2 separate regions of the Homo sapiens genome follow, and region 2 is linked to region 1. The links are chromatin loops, found by intact Hi-C in ENCODE. Cell type or tissue: Caco-2. All regions are shown on one strand.

The links. A loop is a pair of places that touch in the nucleus more often than their neighbours do. Peaks named below come from ENCODE experiments on the same cell type or tissue, not always from the same donor. Only the 100,000 strongest peaks of a DNase experiment are listed, where the experiment ranks them.
Region 2: a loop joins it to region 1, with 2.7 times the contacts of the local background. A loop is called at or near these places in 2 of 110 quality-filtered maps.

Annotation. Positions count from the first base shown.
Region 1 is chr4:183,150,975-183,158,974 of GRCh38, forward strand. The region is part of intron 1 of WWC2 (WW and C2 domain containing 2); the gene reads left to right. Among named protein-coding and RNA genes, the nearest start is that of WWC2, 56 kb to the left of the region's middle. In Caco-2, no CTCF peak of the experiment used is centred here; DNase peaks (open chromatin) are centred at 2,757, 3,917 and 4,307; H3K4me3 peaks cover 883 bases.
Region 2 is chr4:183,245,877-183,253,876 of GRCh38, forward strand. It overlaps WWC2 (WW and C2 domain containing 2), which reads left to right. Exons shown (of 23, transcript NM_024949.6): 7 at 2,838-2,984; 8 at 4,044-4,117; 9 at 7,881-8,000. Among named protein-coding and RNA genes, the nearest start is that of WWC2-AS1, 9.2 kb to the left of the region's middle. In Caco-2, a CTCF peak has its summit at 4,162 (motif pointing left); no DNase peak of the experiment used is centred here.

The DNA of each region.
Region 1 (8,000 bases):
TGTGAATAGTGCCACAATAAACATACGTGTGCATGTGTCTTTATATTAGCATGATTTATAATTCCTTGGGTATATACCCAGTAATGAGATTGCTGGGTCAAATGGTATTTCTAGTTCTAGATCCTTGAGGAATCACTACACTGTCTTCCACAATGGTTGAACGAATTTATACTCCCACCAACAGTGTAAAAGCATTCCTATTTCTCCACATCCTCTCCAGCACCTGTTGTTTCCTGACTTTTTAATGATCGCTGTTCTAACTGGTGTGAGATGGTATCTCATTGTGGTTTTGATTTGCATTTCTCTGATGGCCAGTGATGATGAGCATTTTTTCATGTGTCCTTTGGCTGCATAAATGTCTTCTTTTGAGAAGTATCTGTTTATATCCTTTGCCCACTTTTTGATGGGGTTGTTTGATTTTTTCTTGTAAATTTGTTTAAGTTCTTCGTAGATTCTGGATATTAGCCCTTTGTCAGATGGGTAGATTGCAAAAATTTTCTCCCATTCTGTAGGTTGCCTGTTCACTCTGATGGTAGTTTCTTTTGCTGTGCAGAAGCTCTTTAGTTTAGTTAGATCCCGTTTGTCAATTTTGGCTTTTGTTGCCATTGCTTTTGGTGTTTTAGACATGAAGTCCTTGTCCATGCCTATGTCCTGAATGGTAATGCCTAGGTTTTCTTCTAGGGTTTTTATGGTTTTAGGTCTAACATTTAAGTCTTTAATCCATCTTGAATTAATTTTTGTATAAGGTGTAAGGAAGGGATCCAGTTTCAGCTTTCTACATATGGCTAGCCAGTTTTCCCAGCACCACTTATTAAATAGGGAATCCTTTCAACATTTCTTGTTTTTCTCAGGTTTGTCAAAGATCAGATGGTTGTAGATGTGTGGTGTTATTTCTGAGGGCTCTGTTCTATTCCATTGGTCTATATATCTGTCTTGGTACCAGTACCATGCTGAAAAACTAAACAATTTAAAAAATTACATTTTATAGTAAACACTTTATATAAGCCTCCATATACATTGGAATCTAGAATTGGGATTTGTTAACCTCAGTGTCGTAACTGAAAGTGGGTGTGGAGAAACATTGCTTGTCTCTTGGATTCTGGAAAGTATCAGTGTAGTGTGGACTTACAAATCCACAGAGACAATGTATCTGTCCTTGTTTCTCGTAAGAAAGAAAAGGATTTAACGTTTATTAAGTTCTTCCTTTGGGTCTGGTTGTTCTATGTACATTTTAAAAATATATAGCCCACCATGGTGGTTCATGCCTGTAATCCCAGCACTTTGGGAGGCTGAGGAGGGAGGATGCTTGAGCTCAGGGGTTTGAGACCAGCCTGGGTAACATAGTGAGACCCTGTCTCTACAAAAAATAAAAAAATTAGCTTGGCATGTAGATGTGTGCTTGTACTTCCAGCTACTTGGGAGGCAGAGGTGGGAGGATCACTTGAACCCAGGAGGTGGAGGTTGCAGTGAGCTGAGATTGTGCCACTGCACTCCAGCCTGGGCAACAGTGCAAGACCCTGCCTCTTAAAAAAAAGAAAAAAGGTAAAGTGAAACTTAAAAAAAAAAAAAAAACGCACACACAGGCGTTCACATGTGCATATAGTTTTGTTTTCGAGAGTTGGGGTCTTGACCGGGCATGGTGGCTCACACCTGTAATCATAGCACTTTGAGAGGCCAAGGCGGCAGATCACCTGAGTCAGAAGTTCAAGACCAGCCTGGCCAACATGGTGAAACCTGTCTTTACTAAATATACAAAAAATTAGCCAGGTGTGGTGGCGGGTGCCTGTAATCCCAGCTACTCAGGAGGCTGAGGCAGGAGAATCGCTTGAACCCAGGAGGCAGAGGTTGCAGTGAGCCAAAATTGTGCCACTGCACTCCAGCCTGGGTGACAGAGTGAGACTCTGTCTCAAAAAAAAATAAAAAATAAATAAAAATAATAGAGTTGGGTTCTTGCTCTATCAGCTAGGCTGGAATACAGTGGTGTGAACACAGCTTACTGCAGCCTTGAATCCCTGGGCTCAAGTGATCCTCCTGTCTCAGCCTCCGCAGTAGCTGGGATTATAGGTACATCACACTACACCCAGCTAATTAAAAAAATATATATAGTTTTTGTAGAGACAGAGTTTCTTTATGTTGCCTAAGCTGGTCTTGAACTCCTGGCCTCAAGCTATCCTCCTGCGTTGGCCTTCTAAAGTGCTGGCATTGCAGGTGTGAGCCACTGCACATGGTCTTATATGTTTTTATGTTTGGGACTTTTAGGCTGTTGATGTTATTTATACCCATTTAATAACTGAGTGAACCAAAGCTCAGAGAGATTAAATACCTTATCTGAGATTACAGAGTAGGAGATTCAAGTAGGGCTTCAAAGCCTAGACTTAGTCCTCTTTGCTTCACTGCCTCTCAGGTAAAGGAATGTGAAGACTGTGTCACATTCCAGATACATTTGGTAATCTGGCTGAAATGTTCTAAAGATTTAATTTGTGTTTACTTCATTTTGGTTTGAAAAGCCACTATAATTCATACGTGTAACTAAAATAGTTAAACATTTAAAATGTGTGCCATTTAAAAAATATTGTTATTAAAGAAAAATATTCATACGATACTAATGTGTTATTTTAACTAATAATTGAAATGTCAGTTTTTAGTAAACATTATTGCCCTAGAAGTAGTCTTTTTTTTTTTTTTTTTGGTAAGACATGGTTTTTCTGTCACCCAGGTTGGAGTGCAGTGGCGCAATCACGGCTCACTGCAGTCTTGATCTCCTGGGCTCAAGTGATCTTCCGACCTCAGGCTCCTGAGAAACTGGGACCACAGGTGTGTGCCATCACGCCCAGCTAATTTTGTATTTTTTATAGAGATGGGGTTTCACCATGTCCCCCAGGCTTGTCTTAAACTCCTGAGCTCAAGCAGTCACCCACCTCATCCTCCCAAAGTGCTGGGATTACAGGCATGAACCACTGTGCCTGGCCCAAACAGTCATGATTAGTGGACTTGCTCTTTTAACAGTGAATTGCTGGCTTTAAAAAGCAAAAAAAAAAAAAAAAAAAAAAAAAACCCCAAATCTAATTCATCATTTAGTTCCTTTTAAATTAGGCTGCATTTAAGGAACTGCAATTCAAATATTAAATTTCTGGGTTAATTTTTAGAAAGCATAACTTATTTGATCTTTTTAAGCACATTTGTGTTTTTGTAGTAGTTGAGTTCATTATGGACTCTGGAGACAGGCAGACTGCCTGCATTTGAATCCTGGCTCTGCCTTTCACTGGCTGTGTGATTTCAGGCAAGTTACTTAATCTTTCTGTGCCTCAGTTTCCTTATCTGTACAGTAGGGGTTATAGAAGGACCTTAAGTCAAAGGCTTATTATGAGCATCCAGCGATACCTGCTCAACATGTGTTAGTGTGATGACCTTAAGTTGTGAAAACTGTATTTGGGTTATGTGCCATTTCTGAAGGCCATGATCCCCAGGGAATATCTCGTGATGACCCTCAAGCCCTTGTCCTGAATGAGGAGGAAAAGGTCAGGCACAACCTTGTGATTTCCCCGGTGTTGGACTTCTGTGTTCACCAGCAGGATCTCCATTTCTATAACCAAATGGCTACATCTTGCATAGAGACTCTACCACTGTGTCTGAAGGTATGGCAACATTTCACAAATTTGGATTTATCTCATTATAAATTTTAATAATTTAACCGGATTAAGATGAAGCTCACTCTTCTGTCTATGGTGGCATTATTTGCTAACCTTCACCCTCTTGCAGCCATCCCCCACATTCCCCTATCTGCAGTTGTGGCGCCTAGGAGGATAGTAGATATGCCGTATAGCCAATGACAGTATGCTGCAAGCACAATGCCCACCTGTGGGTTGGGCTCAGAACCGCTCTACTGCCTAACCTGGACTCTGGCCCCTCTCTCAGACCGCAGATAACAATCCTTCAGTGCTGGTTTTGCTTTCATGCTTCTTTAAGCACTAAATTCCTTTGACACCGCCTTGCTCTCGCAGCTGCTCTGTCCCATTGTATTATAGAATAAGCACATGCTAGCGTACCTGCAAAGCAGGAGCAATAAAAACAATGAGAGGAAGGAGGGACATTGTGGGCACAAGTTAGATAATTGACATTCAAACATGAAGGAAAAAATTAGAAAAGTTAGAACTTGGTAGGGCTGTCATACTGCTTATTTATTTGCAGCAAGTTCTAATGACTTCATCTTCTGAGGAGAGAGAGAGAGAGAGAGAGAGAGAGAGAGAGAGTTAGTTGACGTGGTGAGGACAGGCTTCCTGCAGTCAGCTGGCTCCACATTTGGCTTTGAGGATCGGCAGGCAAAGTGCTAGGGGTCAGCGGAGACATAGTGGCCAGTTTTGGCAGAAGGGAGATGAGAGAAGTAGTTTGGAAAAGAAGCTGAAGACTAAATGATAGGAGGCCTTGGATATTGAGAGTAAGAAACTTGAACCTGATTCTTTATGTTATAAATATCTTTTGAAGGGTTTTGCTAAAGGAGTGTGACGTGGAAGGGGTATTTTAGAATGAAGAATCTGGAAGAGTGTTGCTGGAGAGGTTGAAAGGTAGAGTGACTGGAGGGAGGAGACGAATTTGGACAATACTATAATGGTATAGGGGTGAAAAAGGTGTCTGTGTAGAGTGCTGGTATTGGAATGAGATTATGTTAAGAGTCACTCCATTATTCTCCCTGTTAGCAGTTGGTTGGACTACATGTACTTTAAAGTCATAAGATGTACTTTAAGAAAATGTCATATACAGTAATGCTGACTTTTCACTCAGTCCTTTTCTGTACGTGAGTGCCTTATGCTAACAGAGAATCTACTCAGAGTCATTGAGCCAAGACACCCCTTAAGAAGAAATAGTAGTACCTTTTTCCGGTTCTGTCTGTCAAGGTTGGTGGTTTAAATCAGGATTTTTCAGTCTGTTTTACAGAGCCTGATTACTTCACAAGTTTATAATATTTTTCAAGTTTTCTGAATTGAGATTTTAAGATGATGTGATGATGTCACTTGTGATTTGCCAATTCCGTTGTGTTGTTTTTTTCTTTCTTTCCTTTTTTTTTTCTTTTTTGAGACGGAATCTTGCTCTGCCGCCCAGATTGGAGTACAGTGGCGTGATCTCGGCCCATTGCAACCTCCACATCCCAGGTTCAAGCTATTCTCCTGCCTCAGCCTCTTGAGTAGCTCGGATTACAGGTGCCGCTACCACACCTGGCTAATTTTTGTATTTTTAGTAGAGATGGGGTTTTGCCATGTTGGCCAGGTTGGTCTCGAACTCTTGACCTCTGGTGATCCGCCTACCTCAGCCTCCTAAAGTGTTGGGATTACAGGCGTGAGCCACCATGCCTGGCCCTTTGTTCTTTTTTTTTTTTTTTTTTTTGAGACGGAGTCCCACTCTGTTGCTCAGGCTGTAGTGCAGTGGCACAATCTCGACTGCAGCCTCCACTTCCTGGGTTCAAGTGATTCTCCTGCCTCAGCCTCCCAAGTAGCTGGGATTACAGGCATATGCCACCATGCCTGGCTAGTTTTTGTATTTTTAGTAGAAACGGGGTTTCACCATGTTGGCCAGACTGTTTTCGAACTCCTGACCTTGGGGGATCCACCTGCCTTGGCCTCCCAAAGTGCTGGGATTACAGGTGTGAGCCACCACGCCCGGCACCTTTGTTCTTCATTTATTCTCCCATCTACTCTGCAGTGACCTCACTGTTCTCAGTAAATGAATTAAGGACTTGATCAGAAAGTACACATTGGAAAGCTAAGTACAATTTATCTTTTGCTCTTTTTTCTTATTTGGAAATAATTTCATACTTACAGTATAGATGCAAAAAGAGTACAAAGAATTCTCATTTACCCTTTACCCAGATTCCTCAAATGTTAATATTTTACCATGTTGGCATTGTCATTCTCTCTCTCGCCCTCTTTCCTTCCCGCCCTTTATACACACACATACATCTCTTCCCTCGTACTCATTAATTTTTGTTCTGAACTGTGTTAGAGTAAATTGCAGATATGATACCCTTTACCCCAAAACAATAGCATTCACTTACCTGATCACACTATAATGATCTATATATTTATTCAAATTGGGCAAGATTGTCCCCTACTGTCCTTTATAGGGCCTTCTTTCCCCTGGTCCACATCCAATTCAGGCTCACCTGTTTTATGTAGTTGTGATGTCTTTTTGTTCCCCTTTAATCTGGATGATTTTCTCAGTTTTCTTTATTTTTCATAAATTTGACATTTTTGAAGAACACAGATCACTTAATTGGGTCCTCAATTCGTGTTTGTCTGATATTTAAACATTAGATTCAGGTTATGCATTTTTGGCTGAAGTACGCTGTGTCCTTCTCAACATACCATGTCAGGGGGCACATGATGATGTCTCTTGGTTCCATTCCCCGTGATACTAACTTTGGTCTCCTGTTGAGGGATGTCTGCCAGGTTTCTGGCAGTGTCCTCTAGTGGTTGTTTTACTGGGTGCTTTACAGAAATGGGAAGGGGAAAGGACTTGTGTGTCACTCAATTTTTTTTTATATATTTATTTTGAGACGGAGTCTCGCACTGTTGCCCAGGCTGGAGTGCAGTGGCGCAATCTCAGCTCACTGCAACCTCCACCTCCTGGGTTCAAGCGATTCTCTTGCCTCAGCCTCCCAAGTAGCTGGCATTACAGGTGCATGCCACCACACCCAGCTAATTTTTTGTATTTTTTAGTAAAGAAGGGGTTTCACCGTGTTAGCCAGGATGGTCTGGATCTCCTGACCTTGTGATCCGCCTCCCTCTGCCTCCCAAAGTGCTGGAATTACAGACGTGAGCCACCGCGCCCAACTGTGTCACTTAATTTTTTTTTTTTTCACTGTCTTCTGAATTTCCCCTTTTCTTCTTTTCTCTTTACCATGCAGTTTTCAAAGAAGGTCTCCTTTTCTAACTACTTTGTTTTCCCCCAAACAGTTGCCTTTCCAAGGGACTGCCTCCTAGAGTCCCAAGGTGTATTTTTAAGTTCCTTTTCTGTAGTATGCGATGATGCACCTTCCCCCCTTTCCTCCATCTCACCTTAGTATTTTCACATTTAGATGAACTTTGTCTTTTAGGGAGTGATTTTAGATCAATCTTAGGGCCACATCTAACACCCCCTTATTTCTTCCCTTCCATTTTTCTCTGTATACTCTTGTTCCTGTTAGGGCTTATAGCAGAAACTTGAGATATACAGTCAGTTCTGTTACAATGCAGCGTATGCATTCTTGAAAATCATTGTGCTATGCAAAATTGCACAATAAAAACCACAGCGCTTGTGGAAAAAATGAGGTTTGGGGTATATATTAGTTTGTAGGGCTGCCATAACAAAGTAGCACTGACTGGGTGGCTTAGACAACAGAAATGTATCTTCTCACAGTTCCAGAGGCTGAGTCTGAGACCGGGTGTAGGCAGGGTTGGTTTCTTCTGAGACCTGTCTCCTGGGCTTGCAGATGCCGTCTTCTCCTTGTGTCTTCACATGGTCTTTCCTGTCTGTGGGTCTGTGTCCTGATCTCCTTTTCTTACAAGAATGCCAGTCAGTCTAGATTAGGCCTACCTACATCATCTCATTTGACCTTAATTATGTCTTTAAGGGCCCTGTTTCCAAACACAGTCAAACCTCAGGTTATGGTGTTGAGGGTTAGGACTTGAGCACGAATTTTGGGGGACACAAGTCAGCTCATAACAAGTCACAGTGCTCAAAACGTCAATGACACATTACAAAAATACAGAAACTAGTAAAAACTGTAGCACCATTTTACCCCTGTTAAATCATTAGAAATACATAAACATTCCAGTAAACATGGCACTTTACCTCGGAAAAGATGGGAAGTTTGCTTGTGGGAGTGGGCATAGGAAGGAGACTGTAGCGTGTAATTTATTTTGAAATGATGCAGGCAGGTTTATCTTATGTCAGATGGAAAGTTAGCACCAGATGAATGGGTGTGGCTTACAATGGCTGTGGTGAGCCAGGGTGGCTGGCAGATGCTC
Region 2 (8,000 bases), 95 kb after region 1:
GTAAGCAGAATTCTCAGCCCAGGATACACAAGGGATATATCATTTGCCATCAGTAAGTAGAAGGCTTGCCTTTTGGGGATGAGGCTATGTGAGGAGCTTAGAAAAGTTTTCCGACCCAGTTGATTCTGGGGTGCCAGCTAAGGGTGGGGCGGGGAGTGCTGACCCAGCTGGGGGATGCCTATACAGTTACCCTAGCAAAGCTGCCAATGGCCATAGATCCCCTTACTAAACCTGTTCACTTCTCAGCCTGTGGGTCTTAACTCCCAGTGATCCAGCATCATGTGTAGAAAACACAAAATAGCCGTTAAGTGATCAGTATTCTCAGTATCTATACTATCAAATACAGTCAAGTTTTTTTTTAAGGGTGTCTCTCTTCCTCTCCTTCCCTCCATCCCAAACACTAAGAATTCTTATTTCGTATATTTGGAGTTCTTACTTAGCTGAGGGATAATTTAGTCCGCATCTATGGGAAAATGTTAGAGTCACTGATGATGTTTACATTCTCAATAGAACATCTACATTTAAATACCATATTTAACTACTTGATGTTGGTTTTCAAAATATTAGTTGAATATAGATAAATATTCTTGGATCCATATAATTTTGCATTACTTGCAAGAAGAATATAAAATAATATAGAAAAGACAAAATAATAATAGCATGTAATTGTAAATACTGACTTTGTGCCAGACATTCTTCTAACTGCCTTGCATATAAATAATTCCCTTGATCCTCACAACAGCCACTAAAGGTAGGCACTGTTATTATTCTCAGCTTACAGACGAGGAAATTTCAGCACAGAAAAATTAAAGTTTCTTAAAGTCATACAGCTGGTAAGTAGCAAGACTATGGTTCAAACCCAGGCAGTCTGGGTTAACGTGGTTTTAACATACATATAACACATGCAAGACTTTACTTGTGTGTATTTTGGTTTTGTTCCACAATTGTCTTGCTGATTAAGTCAGTCATTCCAGAAATGCATGTAGTAGGTCCTTTAAAAAAAAAAGTTAATAGAACTGGAGCAAATCTACATTGGAACCTTCTAATTCAACAATTTTAGGTCATCTTTCATTCTTCCTATAAACTTTGGATTCATCTGCAGGCCTGATTAAATTAAAAGATTAGATCCCTTTTCAGTTACTAAATTACATTAATTAGTAGATGCAGAGATTGACAATAGAGTTAGAAGAAACTTTAGATATCTTCTGTGACTTTCAAACCTCTTTGACCACAGTAAGAAATAGATTTTACATCAAAACCCAGTAACACACAATTGTGTGTACCTATAGATACACAGGTGTGCATGCACGCGCACACACACACATACACACTCCAAATGAATTTCACAGAAATATGCCTACTCTTAAACTGGTGATGTACTCTGATTTTATTTTCTAGTATCTTCTATTTCATTTAAAAAAATACTAGTAACAACCTACTAAATTGATAGAATGCATTGCCATCACAGATGAGTTTGAAGAACACTGACTTTTTTTCACTGTATAGATGGAAAAATAGAAAAGACTTGCACAAGGTCACTAAAAGGTTTTTTTGTTCTTTTCTATATTATTTGATGTGACCATTTAAGTTTTATCCTCATATATATATACTATATATACTATTTATACTATATATACACTATACTATATATATACTATATATACTATATATATACTGTATATACTATATATGCTCTATATACTATATACTATATATATGCTATATATGCTATATATACTATATATACTATATACTATATATACTATATATACTATATACTATATATACTATATATTATATGTACTATATTCTATATACTATATATACTATATGTACTATATATACTATATACTACATATATACTATATATACTACATAATATATATATAATATATATACTATATATATATTATATATATAGTATATAGTATATATATCCCTTTGAGAGAAAATAGAGAAAGTTAGGTAAAAAATTTCAGATCTCTGATATTTCTAATTCCTCCTAATCATGAAAATTTTAAATATCAGGATTAAATACAGGCTCTTTTGTTGATAATAATGGTTTCTTATCATTTTATTAGGATTACCCTAGGGTTTCCTTTTTATTGTTTTAAGTAATTCAGATTAGTCTTTCCTTTTCAATACTTTCACTTGTTCATATCCTCCCTCTAAAGTAAACACAGTTTATTAAACCTGAGTGCCCACAGCAGGCACATTTGCTTTTGATTATTCTCTTTACCAAGCCAAACATGTCACCACAGGCAGTGCCATGCAGTAGACACACAGATGGGCTTGTTCCATGCCTGTGCCACTCATTAGCAACTTCTGAGCCTCAGTTTCCTAATCCCTAACATTGATGTGAGCTAAATAATCTCTTGGGTCCTGTCCAGATGTACAATGGCTTAATTGAAGAAGTCTTCAAAGTAGGAAGTTCTTTTACTGTATCTAAAATGAGAGATTATGTTATAGATATTCTGTTTCCACAATTTCAGCTGCATGAAGTGAGTGGGTTCCTATTGAAATAGAGATAACTTCTTAATGAAATTTTTAGAAATAAGACATGCATGTATTTTAAAGATACCGTTCATAGGAAAATGCTGTTTTGAGATAGATAAGACAACTGGTTTAATATGATCTCGCTTCCAAAGTCACATGTATGGAGGTGCAAAATTATATCCTGCTGTTATTTTTTCAATTATATAAAATGGTAAGTACCTACTAAAATAAAGTTGTTTTTTTCCATTGAGATTAGCTCTTTCCTTTTAATTTCACCTGGTAGGGAAGGTTTGCTGTCTTACTTGTTAAGCTTTATGAAACACTTTGTGTTTTCTGAACAGAGTCTTGCTAAGCTGCAGGAGCGGTTTCATTTGGATCAGAACATTGGCAGATCTGAGCCAGATTTGAGATGTAGTCCTGTGAACTCTCATTTATGTCTCTCCAGACAGACCCTTGATGCTGGGTCACAAACAAGCATTTCCGGAGATGTAAGTTATCTGTGCTGAAGAGTTGGCCCAGTGTTGTCCTTGATGGGCCTTAATTGCAATATGGATGGTGAACTGGAACCAGAAGTATATGTGACTTGGATTCTGGCTGTGTGCATTCAGTGTTCCATTTTCGTAAGATTAGTTTTAAAAATCATAGCCTTATCTTTTCTATCTAGGTGCCAAGTATGTCAGGATTTGTCCATATGAGTAGCTTTGTTCAAACTTTCTCATGCTATATTCCTTTAGAGACACGCTGAAAGGCTAGAGGCATATGAGAATTTAACTTTTTCCTATTACGTTTAGAGTCTTGGAAATGTAGGTCCTTTCAAATAAACATTAGGCCAATGAGAAACAGAAAAACATGCCTTTTAAGACTAATAAGAAAACTTGTTTTTGTAAATCTTAATTGATTATATTAAAATGTTTAATTTGTGATTTATATCTGCCATTTAAATATTTAATGTGGCTTGGCTATTGTTAACTATTTTACCTTCTCCATTTTGGGATGCCATTAGCAGGTATTTACTTCTCAATACATTCCCATTTCTTTTCATATTCTTTTATGCTGCTTTGAAATATGTGCTGTGAAAGTAAAACAGGTAGAGATCAACAGTAGGGCTTACCTGTTTGAAAATTAATTTTTGAACTTATTTAGTTTATATTTTGTACAGTTGAAAGCTAAATGCTAGAAATTAGGCTCATAAAGGCAAAAAAATTAGTTCCAGTTCATAAATTTTATTGACCTGTACACCCTTCATAAACTCTGAGATACCAGACACATTTACCTTGGTATTTACAGTATCAGGATATTTTTTATCTTGAATTTAACGTGTAGAGAAAATAATGTTAGAGTCTTTGAAAAACAGATGAGCTTGAATTGAAAGAAATGTTTTGCCCCTACTGAGACAATAAAATAAGTGTCTTTTAAAATTGGTGTTTCCCGATTTCAGTACCATCTTCTTTAACTTTTCAATTACACATACTTCCCAGAAACAAAAGCAATTTACTTCATTCATTAGCAGAGTTAATTGACTTTTTTCCTTTTTCTTTTTCCACTAGATTGGAGTAAGAAGTAGATCAAATTTAGCTGAAAAGGTCAGGCTAAGCCTACAGTATGAAGAAGCCAAAAGAAGGTAATGACAGAGAAGCTGTTTTGTGCATGGCTCAAACATTTTCTTTTCCAGAATTAATCTTTACTCCTGTGGTGACATCTGCTGGGCACTCCCCATACATTCTTACCAAGGCCACCCTTCGGTTTTAGCATGTCAGGGCTGCTTCCTCTCTGGTCTACCTTTTCTTCCCCCCGCCCTCCACCCCCCAACCACCAAAAGCTAAAGAACAGGGAGAATTAGTGAGAAGTATACAAATGAACTTGCCCCCTTCTCCTCTGAGAAAAAAGAAGCTTTGAGTTGGTACAATACTTAACTCTCAATTAAAAGTGAGAAGATTGGTTGCTTTGATGGAAATATGATACAGTGGTTCAGGTATAGGACTAAATAGCTGTTGAGGAGTTCTAAGGCAAATAAGTATTGATTTATTTGCCTTTGATTTGAAGGGAAGTCTTACTGCTAATGTCCTTGAAGGTGCTGAGGTGGCAGTTCCAGTCGACTTAGGTTAGGGAAAAGGAAGAGAGATTCTCATTTCTCTCTTTTACCTCATAAACTCTTCTTAATCCCTGTGCTATCTTTTACTTACTTTGTGATTCTGCTGGAGTGAGACATAAGAAACTTCCGTCTCAACAACAACAACAAAAAAGAGATTTCACTATCCGTATCTAGTAGATAGACTCAAATACTTTTCATAATATAGAACTCCTTATTATGAGGGAAAGGATTATACTGATACATTTGATTTCATTATTTTCCTCATAAGAGCTTTAAAATGCCATTGGGTTATTATTTAGGAGGACATTGGGAGAAACTGCATTATCGTCCTGCAAGAAACAGGAATTTATCATGTTTCTCCCCATGACCATGAAAAGCTCAGCTGAGAACCAGATATTGAAGTATATTCCTTATTATTGGTGATGATGATAACTTAAAAGCAATTGGCCGTAGTCCTTAGAGGTTATCAGGCTTTAACAAAGTAAAATAAATACAATATTCACCTCTATGTAACCTGTATTCTTAATATTACTTGGTTCCTCACTTCCTGAAAGAAACCTAAGCTTCATTCCACAAATTATTAACCATGTGAGCTTGAACAAGTCACTTAGGCGATCTGAACAGCAATTTACTCAGCTAATTTTAATGCCTTTAAATTTTCTCTGGGAGATTCTAAATTTCTTCAGGTTAGGGAAAAATGTTTAGGCTTTATTATCTCCTTCTCAGTGCCCAGATTAGTGCCTTCCCTTCAATAAGTATTGAGGATCAACTTCTGGTTTTGTGGCCCGGCAATGTGCCAGCTTTCGGTAGATAGTGCCTGTGGTCCCCTTGTTGTGTGTCCACCTGGGCAGGGCTGTGGACAAAGCCATGAATTTGGTCTGCTTTTCTGAAAGAGAATGGCCATTACTCAGAAGCAGTCTTGGAGAACTGGGCCTTAAGCCCCTGCATTCTTTCGGGCTTGACTCTTGCTTCCCATGGATCAGCTTCAACTTTCACCCTCCTTTGACTTCTAAGTGAATTTTATCTGGAGCTCACATCACATTTCTCTTCCTAGGTGCTTCTAAAACTCTTCTTCATATTCTGCTCCCCAAATTTGGAACACTCCTTCTAAAATAAAATTTAAGACCTGCCTAATGTCTGATGACACAAATAATAAACGGGCGCCTCTTTTTCCTGTATTATGTTATTGTTCCTGGTTCAGTTGGTTAATTCAGTCACATCAAAACTTCAGACATTGGTTCTTTCCCACTTGGTTGCATTGGCGTGCCATTTGGGGTTTTGTTTTAAAGTTACTAGTGATGCTGATGAGAAAGTAAATCTCAAGCGCTTATGCATATGTTGAAAATGCTTTTTCCTCCTCAATTCTGATTAAGTAAAGAGGCAGGTTGTGTTTCTCTGAAATCTGTTTTCTCCTCCAGCCCTTATTTTATGTGCTTAATGAAGCTAATAATATCATGCTTATTTCGCATTTTGATGATTAATTTTCTAGTATGTTGAGACAGTTGTTTATGATTTTGTGGTTAAAGCTGAAGAATAGCTGATGTTACTTAAATCTATCATAAGTGCAGATGGGGGGAGAAAATCAGAAGTACACTGCATACACCGTGCCACTCTAACATGCAATTTTATTTTTAATTAGAACAAGAAACTTATGGCACAAAGGTATAGATCTACTTCCATCTTTGCTCTTGATTATGTTTTTCATTCACCTTTTCTCTTCCCTTCTACAAGTTCTCCCATGAAAATGGGAAAGTATTTCTTTTCTGTTTTTCGTATTTTGGTGTGTACTGTTAACAATATCCAAAGTAATCATCCAACGTTTTTCTGTAGAAACATAGATTCCTTGTGCAGACATCAGTGGAGTTCATAGTTCACTGAGATCTTGTCGTTATGGTCGAAAGAACCATGTGCCGCTTACCTTATGAACAGTCCTCATTGTCTTTACAGTGCCACGTAGCAAGTTATTTGACTCAGGTGGTTAGGACATTCGTACTGAGTCGGGGGTAATGTTAACTCTACCATGTGTTACGAAGCTCTAGACATAAGAGAAATCTGGGGTCAGGCAAAATTATGGAAACAGTGAGGTTTGCCTTTGGTGCATTTTCCTCCTCCTTCTCCTGTCCCTGTCCACATCACTTCAGCACCTGTTGTCACTCCAGTGGTGTCATGCCAGCTGCCTGTACTAGTGAAGGTCCACCGTATGCTGCCTGCAAATAGCTGTGTACAGAGCAACCACAGGGCTAGCACAATAATGTATAAAGTGTCAGTGCAATGACTGCTCAGTAAATGGCTTGTACACCAGTCGGGGCACTGATGGGGAGGAGACTCACATGCAGCTTAAGGAGAATGTGAACGGGAGAAGGCCAAGCCCTGCCCCTTCTCTTTGGCAATGGGGGAGCCTTGATGGATCAACCCCTGACTCCCTCCCAGGGTCTTGCTCTGTCACCCAGGCAGGAGTGCAGTGGCGCAGTTATGGCTCACTGTGGCCTCAAACTCCTGGGCTCAAGTGATCTCACCTTAGCCTCCCAAGGAGCAGGGACCACAGGCACACACATCACCACACCTGGCTAATTTTTAAAATCTTTAAAATATTTTTGGTAGAGACAGGGTCTCGCTATGTTGCCCAGGCTGGTCTCGAACTCATGGCCTCACATGATCGTGCTGCTTGTCCTCCCAAAGTGTCAGATTACAGGCATGAGCCACTGCACCTGGCCCAACTGCTTTCATACCAGTTGGCCACACCACTGCTCTCTTTGCTGCTCTCTCCTTCCCTGACTTACTAATGCCCTAGTCTCTGTCCAGCCTGCCCTGGGGTTCCCATTTTACTAGCGGACAGCATCTAAAACACATTGGAATAAAATGTATAGTGATGGCATCTCAGACATCATTCACCTCAGTTTTTTTAAAGGGAACCCCCCAGGCATCTTTCCTGTCACCTACACAGGCAGTCACACGTCAGAGCTGGCCTCTCGTGGCGCCCAGAGCACTCAGCTTTTGAAGCCTCTGTGTACTTGGCCTTCACCCTTTTGTCAGGTAGCTGGGTATGCTCACTCACATTTTAAAGATGGGGGAAAGAAGTGGGTGACAGCTGAGTGCAGAGACAGGCCCAGAGACTGGTGTGCAAGGCTGCTGCTCCCACTCCGGCCTCTCACCAGTAGACCACACCTCTTTCTGGTAAGGTCAAGTTAGGAAAATCTGGACAGCATGTCAACACCAAATTTGGCTTAGGCTGTGTTTACCTTTCTCAGGAGTTTTAAGTATGTGCATACCTCTTCTATCTTTTTTTTTTTAGTATGGCCAACTTAAAAATTGAACTGTCAAAATTGGACAGTGAGGCCTGGCCTGGGGCACTGGATATTGAGAAGGAAAAACTGATGCTGATTAATGAAAAAGAAGAACTTTTGAAAGAGCT